2 separate regions of the Homo sapiens genome follow, and region 1 is linked to region 2. Evidence: read pairs that join two places in POLR2A ChIA-PET (ENCODE). Cell type or tissue: PC-3. All regions are shown on one strand. Each heading gives the region's core, and the rest is flanking DNA. Links, peaks and the distances in the headings are about the cores only. Region 1 overlaps MAPKBP1 (mitogen-activated protein kinase binding protein 1). Region 2 overlaps CHP1 (calcineurin like EF-hand protein 1).

Region 1 (4,388 bases), core at 82-4,081, 550 kb before region 2:
ACCGAACCTGAGGAGAGTCTCAGAGGCCCTAAGAGGGCAATGTAAACCAGAAACACTTAGGGTGGATGCTTGTGGCAGGGCGGTCTATTCTTAGTCCAGGCCAGTTTCTAGAGAGGGGAGGCTCAGAATCAATTAGGACAGTTTTGGAGTTTCTCCTTCTCTCTTATTGCTCCAACCGCAGAATTAAAAGTACTCCTAGAGGGGCCAGGTACAATTGCTCACGCCTGTAATCCCAGCACTTTGGGAGGCCAAGGTGGGCAGATCACTTGAGGTCAGAAGTTTGAGACCAGCCTGGCCAACATAGTGAAACCTCATCTCTACTAAAAATACAAAAATTAGCCAGGCATGGTGGTTGGTGCCTGTAATCCCAGCTAATCAGGAGGCTGAGGCATGAGATTCATTTGAACCTGGGAGGTGGAGGTTGCAGTGAGCCGAGATCACGCCATTGCACTCCAGCCTGGGTGACACAGCGAGACGCCATCTCAAAAAGTACTCCTAGAGAACCTGTTTAGATTTTTTTTTTTTTTTTTTTTTTGAGACAGAGTCTCACTCTGTCACCCAGGCTGGAGTGCAGTGGCACCATCTCGGCTCACTGCAAGCTCCACCTCCCGGGTTCACGCCATTCTCCTGCCTCAGCCTCCTGAGTAGCTGGGACTACAGGCACCCGCCACCACACCCTGCTAGTTTTTTGTATTTTCAGTAGAGACAGGGTTTCACCATGTTAGCCAGGATGGTCTCGATCTCCTGACCTCGTGATCCGCCCGCCTCGGCCTCCCAAAGTACTGGGATTACAGGCATGAGCCACCGCACCCGGCTGAACCTGTTTAAATTCTTATCTCTGAAGATCGTTTTAGCTTGAATTAGGTTGGAAGGAAATGCCCTGTGGTGGCCGAAGACCAAAATAAGTCTCCTGAGATGTTACATTTAATACCTATTCCCCAGAAAGGTCCCCAAGGTTATCTGTGTATCTTGGGGATGCAGATGAGGAATTCTAACATGTGTCTGCTCACTGGTAGATGTGGTTTCAATACAGAGCAGCAACCCACAGCCACCTGGCAAGCACCAAACTTGCCAATTACCCTTGCGCCGATCTGAGGCACTAAACCTAGTGTGGAACAAAGTAACTTTGGCCTTCTCTATACATTCTTGATAGGTTCCCCTAACTTATGCCTCCTCTACTTTTTCTCAGCTTAATGAACCACTGGGATCTAGTCACCTATTACTGACTGGAGAGCAACAAAATCATCCTGGGGAAGTCTGGGGGATACTCAGTTTAAGTCACCAGTCATCCTGGCACTGAACCTTCAACTCTCCCAGAGGAGGGGATATTTAGGGACATTCCTGCCACACCCACCGCCTTCTGCAGACAGGAAAGAGAACGGCCCCAGGCTGGCATTACCCACACAGCTGGGAGAGGCCACAAAATCAAGTGTAGTAAGCTAAAGGGCTGCTCAACTCTTATTTTCTCCTGGTAATCTGATTAAAGGTAAATCCTTTGGATTTAAATTTGCATTGATCCCTTCCGTCCCTCATGCTTCAGTGTTGGTGCCGAAGAATTACACCAAGTCAGTTGGTTCTCAGCTGATCTTCTTTCTAACAGGAATTTGGGTAGGTGTTTTGTGGGTAGATGATCCAATTCCAAAGAGAATTAATTCTCTAAAGCAAGAAGGAGACGTGGGCTACTAACACTCTAAAGACCAGTGTTTATCAAAGTTTTTTGGCCATGACCCACAGTAAGAAACACATTTTATATCATGAGCCAGTATATAGAGACGTGTGTGCATATGCATAAAACTGAAAGTTTCACAAAACAATATACTATTGTTAATCCTAGAGTACAATATACTCTATTTTCTATTATATTCCATTTCATTAAAAAGAATTCTGGTCATGGCCCACTTTACTGATTTCATGACCTACAAATGGGCTGGAAGCTCTAGTTTGGGAAACCCTGCTACGGACCATCTCTTTCTGCCAGGCCTGGGAGACAGGCTCTGATCACCGGCACCTTTGTGTTCCTTAGTCATTTTCCTCCTAGGACTCTCAGCAGTGGAACATACTTCCGCACTAGGAAAACCCCACAGGCAGGAGTTTGCCTGGGCTCAAAACTTGGCTTATTTTCAAAGGATTTATGTTTTTGGCTTTTTCTGGCTTTCTAAGCAGCTATCCAAGGGGGGGGAAAAGCAGTTTCCTTTGGCTCTGTGGAAGGGGAGGAGCAGGGGAAAACATTCAGGGGCATCAGCTGGTTTTTATTTTATGTTCTTAACTCAAACCAGCTTCCTGTTTGCAGGGAGGTTTTGCGTTGAGCTCCACTTTCAAAGGATCTAAGAGTCCAGAGTTCCTGCAAGGCCTCCAACATCTATGCTTATTTTGCAAGGCTTCAACATGATGGACTTCATAAACTGACTCTCCCTCTGATAACCTTCTTCCTCGCCTCCTTTCCAAGAAGGTGGTAGAGCTTCCACCTGCCCTAGAAGATGGAGACAAATTTGAACATCCCCTGCAAACACACCCCAGGTTCAATGCATTCAAGTTCAATCGGTGGTGTGCTGGAGCTGGCTTGCACCAACTCAAGAATGCTGACTGGGCACAACTTTTCCCACATTCGGTGCTAGCAAACGAGTGGCCCTGAAATCACCACCGCAGGACGACTTACACCATGGAAATCAGCAAAGGCTCACAAATCTTCCAAATCACAGTTTGTTCCCCTCTCAGAGAGCCTGTAACTATTTACCACCATGCCACTTAGTTTCAAGTCACTATTATCTCTCACTTGGACTGTAACACCCACATGCTCTCCCTGCTTCAGGCCTTACCCCCTATAGTCTTTTCTCCACATGGTAGGTCACAGGGATTCTTTTAAAATATAAATGAGAGGCCGGGTGTGGTGGCTCACGCCTGTAATCCCAGCACTTTGGGAGGCCGAGACGGGCGGATCACGAGGTCAGGAGATCGAGACCATGCTGGCTAACAGGGTGAAACCCCGTCTCTAATAAAAATACAAAAAAAAATTAGCCGGGCGTGACGCCGTGCACCTGTAGTCCCAGCTGCTGGGGAGGCTGAGGCAGGACAATGGTGTGAACCCGGGAGGCAGAGCTTACAGTGAACCGAGATTGCACCACTGCACTCCAGCCTGGGCGACAGAGCGAGACTCTGTCTCAAAAATAAATAAATAAGTAAATAAATAAAAATAAAATATAATATAAATGAAATCATGTCATCATTTTGCCCAAAACCCTCCAAATGGCTTCCCATCTCCCTCAAGTTCAAATCCAAATACTCTACCCCGGCTTACAAGGCCCCAAATCATCAGGCCTCTGGCTACCTACCTCTCTGACCTCATTTCCTACACCCTCCCCTTCACTCACTCACTCCACCCCAGCCACCTTACCAACTTTAAGCACCTTAAGCCAATTGTAGCCTCAGGTCCTTTACATATGCCATTCCTTGGACTAAAAAGTTCTTCTCTCAGCTATGCACAAAGCTAATTTCCTGAAGTCTTTGCTCAAAGGTCTCTTCCTCAGAGAGGGCCTTCCAGACTAGCTTTACTGCCATAATCTTATACCCAATTTACCCAGCCTTAGTTTTTCTTTTTTCTTTTTCTTTTTTTTTTTTTTTTTTGAGACAGGGTTTCACTTGTCACCCAGGCTGGAGTGCAGTGGTATGATCTCGGCTCACTGCAACCTCTGCCTCCCAGGTTAAAGCAATTATCCTGCCTCAGCCTCCCAGGCAGCTGAGATTACAGGTGCCCACCATCATGCCCGGCTAATTTTTGTATTTTTGGTAGAGACAGGGTTTCACCATATTGACCAGGCTGGTCTTGAACCCCTGACCTCAAGTGATCTGCCCGCCTCGGCCTCCCAAAGTGCTGGGATCACAGGCATGAGCCATCACGCCCGGCCACCCAGCCTTACTTTTCTTCATAGCTCAGAGGCAGGTAACAACCCAACATTGATTACATCTCTGTCCATGTACTTACTACTGCCTGTCTGTCCCATCAGAATGTGAGCTCTTTGAGGACAGGACCTAGGTTGCTGTCCCCCATGGATGTATTCCCAGCACTTTAAACAGTCTCTGGCATACAATGGGCACTTGATACATATTTAAGGAATAAATGAATGCCTTACAGAGGCTTCAGAAACAGTGAAAGCCCAGGAAAACTGGGGTATTTCAGACCAATAAAGTTGTTCTCCACAAAGTATCTAAAACTGGTTGTGACAGAAAGGCTATGACCGACCGAGGACAAGCAGAAAGGGCACTTAATGGTACAGGTAACATTTTGTTTCTTAAGCTGATGGTAGGCACACATTGCCTATTATTCCACGTCTTTATTGTATGTCTTAAATATTGCATAGCAAATATTAAAAAGAGAGAAAAAATATAGTGGA
Region 2 (4,388 bases), core at 67-4,066:
ACACATTCAATTAGAAAACACAGCTTTCCAGGCCGGGCGTGGTGGCTCACTCCTGTAATTCCAGCACTTTGGGAGGCCGAGGTGGGTGGATCATGAGGTCAGGAGTTAGACACGAGCCTGGCCAAGATGGTAAAACCCCGTCTCTACTAAAAATACAAAAATCAGACGGGCGTGGTGGCGGGTGCCTGTAATCCCAGCTACTTGGGAGGCTGAGGCAGAGAACTGCTTGAACCCGGGAGGCGGAGGTTGCAGTCAGCCAAGATTGTACCACTCCAGCCTGGGCAACAGAGCGAGACTCTGTCTCAAAAAAAAAAAAGAAAAGAAAATACAGCTTTCCATTTTAAGTAGTATGAGAGGTTAAGCATATGGTACAACATATTTATTAACACTGAAATGACAAAAATTTCCATTAGCTAAAGCACTTAATCAGTATTTTTAAATTAAATGGATAAGATGGCCAGGCGTGGTGGTTGACGCCTATAATCCCAGCACTTTGGGAGGCCAAGGTGGGCAGATCGCCTGAGGTCAGGAGTTTGAGACCAGCCTGACCAATATGGAGAAACCCTGTCTCTATTAAAAATACAAAATAAGCCAGGCATAGTGGCATGTGCCTGTAATCCCAACCCAGGAGTCCGAGACCAGCCTGGGCAACATAGGGAAACCCTGTCTCTAATTAAAAAAAAAAAAAAAAAGGCAGCTGGCAGCGATCCCCAGCCTTTTTGGGACCAGGGACCAGTTTTATGGAAAATAATTTTTCTCCTGGGGGTAGACAGGATAGTTTCAGGATGACACTGTTCAACCTCAGATCAGCAGGCATTAGATTCTCATAAGGAGCACTCAGTCTAGATCCCTCACATGGGCAGTTCACAATAGGGTTTCTGTTCCTATGAGAATCTAGTGCCGCCACTGATCTGACCGGAGGCGGTGCTCAGGTGATAATGCTCACTTGCATTCTGTTCACCTCCTGCTGTGTAGCCCGGTTCCTAACTGGCCACAGACTGGTACTGGTCTGCAACCCAGAGGTTGGGGACCCCAGGGGTCCTAAAGTGGTCTTTTGCAGGTCAGGTTAAGGTAAGAGCCTGGTCAGTATCTGAACACAAAGATGGTTTCTCTTCTTTAAATATTCTTTGTTCTGATGTAATCTATGGAGTTACAAGGCAGGATAATGATTACCCTTTGGGGAGGGGAGCAGGTAAAGACAAAAGGAGCATAAGGGAAGCTTCTGGGTATTGGTAATAATCAGTTTCTTCATCTGGAGGCTGGATAGTCTTCCCTTGGTGAAAATTTATCATGTCCAATGCTTTTGATTTGTGCACTTTTCTGTATGTTATACTTCAATAAAGTTTGCTTTAAAAACATCCTCTGGGCCAGGCACAGTGGCTCACACCTGTAATCCTAGCACTTTGGGAGGCTGAGGTGGGTGGGTCACAAGGTCAAGAGATCGAGACCATCCTGGCCAACATGGTGAAACCCGTCTCTACTAAAAATAAAAAAATTCACTGGGCGTGGTAGTGCACGCCTATAATTGCAGCTACTCTGGAGGCTGAGGCAGGAGAATCACTTGAACCCGGAAGCGGTGAACTTGGCTGCAGTGAGCCGAGATTGTGCCTCTGCACTCCAGCCTGGTGACAGAGCGAGACTCTGTCTCAAAAAAAAAAAAAGAAAGAAAGAAAGAAAGTCTTAAATATCTCCTCTTGATATTCTGAAATTTCATCTATATATATCTTATTGTGAAGTATTCTTTATTATTCATTGTTCAGCATTAGGTGAACCTTCTTAGACTAAAAATGGGCCCTTTAGCTGGGAAGTTTGCTTCTGTTCCTTTTTTTTTTTTTTGGTAAGAAACCTCACCTGGATTTTGTTCCTATTTTAAAAATTATTTCTTCTCCTCCTCTTTATTATTTATTTATTTATTATTTATTTATTTTTGAGATGGAATTTCACTCTTACTGCCCAGGCTGGAGTGCAATGGCATGATCTTGGCTCACTGCAACCTCCGCCTCCCGGGTTCAAGCGATTCCCCTGCCTCGGCCTCCCAAAGTGCTGGGATTACAGGCATGAGCCACTGCGCCTGGCCTAAGCTGCCTTTTTAGAAAAAACAATCTCTATGGCAATGGTAGAAATATCTTACCCAAAATAATGGCATCTGAAGAAAGTAAGGTTTATAAGGTTACAGTGTATATTTATATTCCGTGAAATATCAATCTGAAGAGATGGTCCATGTAAAAAGGCAGACAGGGAAATTGCAAATCAATTTGGCAAACACTTCTCCCTTGAATGTTCCCAATTCACCCAGGTAAATTAAAGATGTGGTGAAATCTAGTAATTAGGTAGCCTATTTAACCTTGTTGACCAAGGTTTTCACAAATTTTAGTCAATAACTTTTTGCTTTTTTTTTTTTTTTTTAACATAACACCTATTGATAGACCAAGGAATGACTGTTCTATAAAGCATGCTTCGGAGTGAGTCTCTGAAAGCACTCTGAAGAAGCTCCATTCTAACCAAAGCCTTCCACAGTTCTGCCTTATGTTCCACTGGAGCTGATCACTACAAAGGAATGCAGAATGCCCCAGACTGTACACTGTAGCCTCTCACTCTGCAGAATTTGGCTTCAGGCCCAGACATGGAGCACCTTGAAAGAGGAAAGTAAAAAAAAAAAAAAAAAATTGTTGAAGTGAAAATCTTTCTCCTAATAACTACAACTGCCTTCTTAAGGTGAAGGCGAGGCCGGGCGCAGTGGCTTACGCCTGTAATCTTAGCACTTTGGGAGGCCAAGGCAGGTGGATCACAAGGTCAGGAGATCAAAACCATCCTGGCTAACACAGTGAAACCCCGTCTCTACTAAAAATACAAAAAATTAGCTGGGTGTGGTGGCGGGCACCTGTAGTCCCAGCTACTCGGTTGGCTGAGGCATGAGAATGGCATGAACCCGGGAGGCGGAGGTTGCAGTGAGCCGAGATCGTGCCACTGCACTCCAGCCTGGACGACAGAGCGAGACTCCATCTCAAAAAAAAAAAAAAAAAAAAAAAAAAAAGAAGGTGAAGGCCAGGCATGGTGGCACACATCTGTAGTCCCAGCACTTTGGGAGACTGAGGCAGGCAGATGGTTTGAGTTCAGGAGTTCGAGACCAGTCATGGGGAACATGGCGAGACCTCCTCTCTACAAAAAATACAAAAGTTAGCCAGGCAGTGACACGTGCCTGTAGTCCCAGCTACTCAGGAGGCTGAGGTGGGAGGCTACAGTGAGCCGTGATGGTGCCACTGCAATCAAGCCTGGGCAATAGAGTCAGACCCTGTCTCAAAAACAAAAACCAAAAAAAGAAGGTGGAAGCTGTTCCAGGTAACAAAAGATTGGAAGCCACTTGTATTCGGATGAGCACTCTGATGGGTCCTGGAAACATCAAGACAGGCCTTAAGCTGAGTTTGGCAACAAAGGCTGGAGAGAACTGGATCATTCTACTAGAGAAGAGTTCCCAGTTAGGCCAACTCATTTCTAAGGCTAGAGGGGGTAGAAGAGGAGAGGGCTGAGAGAAGGGGAAGACAATTTAATCGGATGGCCACAGGCTAAGAAGATAATTGTCAGGAGGCACAGCCAGAGTGAAATCCCAGTAGTGGGTGGGTCTGACAAAACGATTTACATAAAATATATTACTCGTTTACTATGTGGCACATTATGTGGTACAATTGGCTAATTTCTTCTAGGTATTCAAGGTAGCTTGGTGCTTCTCTCATTTATTTTTATTTTTTGTAGAGACGGGGTTTCACTATGTTGCTCAGGCTGGTCTTGAGACTCCGGGCCTCAAGGAATCCTCTCACCTCAGCCTCCCAAAGTGCTGGGATTACAGGCATGAGTCTCCTCGCCCAACCTTTCTTATATTTCAATCCACACCATGATAGAGATCAAAGAACAGGTTTAAGACCTAGAGCTTTCAGGCCAGGTACAGTGGCTTATGCCTATAATCCCAGTACTTTGGGAGGCCATGGCGGGAGGACTGATGGAGCCCAGGAGTTTGAGACCAGCATGGGCAACAAGGTGAGACTGTGTCTCCACAAAAAATGAAAATAAAATAAAAATAACAGGAGAAGCACCAAGCTACCTTGAATACCTAGAAGAAACTATTCCATTGTACCACATAATGTGCGCTTTTTTGCTTTTTTGCTAAAAGTAAAAAGAAAAAAAAATTAGCCAGGCATAGTGATGCATGCCTGTAGTCCTAGCTACTTGGGCAGCTGAGGTGGGAGAACTGTCTGAGCCCAGGAGGTTGAGGTTGCAGTGAGCTGTGATGGTGCCATTACACTCCAGCCTAGGAGACAGAGTGCGACCCTGTCTCTTACAAAAAAAAAAAAAATATTGCCAGCATGGAGAACAGTGTCTGGCACATCATAGAT

What was found. Peaks named below come from ENCODE experiments on the same cell type or tissue, not always from the same donor. Only the 100,000 strongest peaks of a DNase experiment are listed, where the experiment ranks them.
Region 1: POLR2A ChIA-PET joins it to region 2 with 45 read pairs; 1 of 35 experiments calls an interaction of 5 or more read pairs at or near these places.

What each region holds. Positions count from the first base shown.
Region 1 is chr15:41,794,397-41,798,784 of GRCh38, reverse strand. All of the region lies in intron 2 of MAPKBP1 (mitogen-activated protein kinase binding protein 1), which reads right to left. Among named protein-coding and RNA genes, the nearest start is that of MAPKBP1, 22 kb to the right of the region's middle. In PC-3, for the core only: no CTCF peak of the experiment used is centred there; no DNase peak of the experiment used is centred there; H3K27ac peaks cover 1,322 bases.
Region 2 is chr15:41,248,109-41,252,496 of GRCh38, reverse strand. The region is part of intron 2 of CHP1 (calcineurin like EF-hand protein 1); the gene reads right to left. Among named protein-coding and RNA genes, the nearest start is that of CHP1, 19 kb to the right of the region's middle. RefSeq lists a silencer at 3,400-3,600. In PC-3, for the core only: no CTCF peak of the experiment used is centred there; a DNase peak (open chromatin) is centred at 2,556.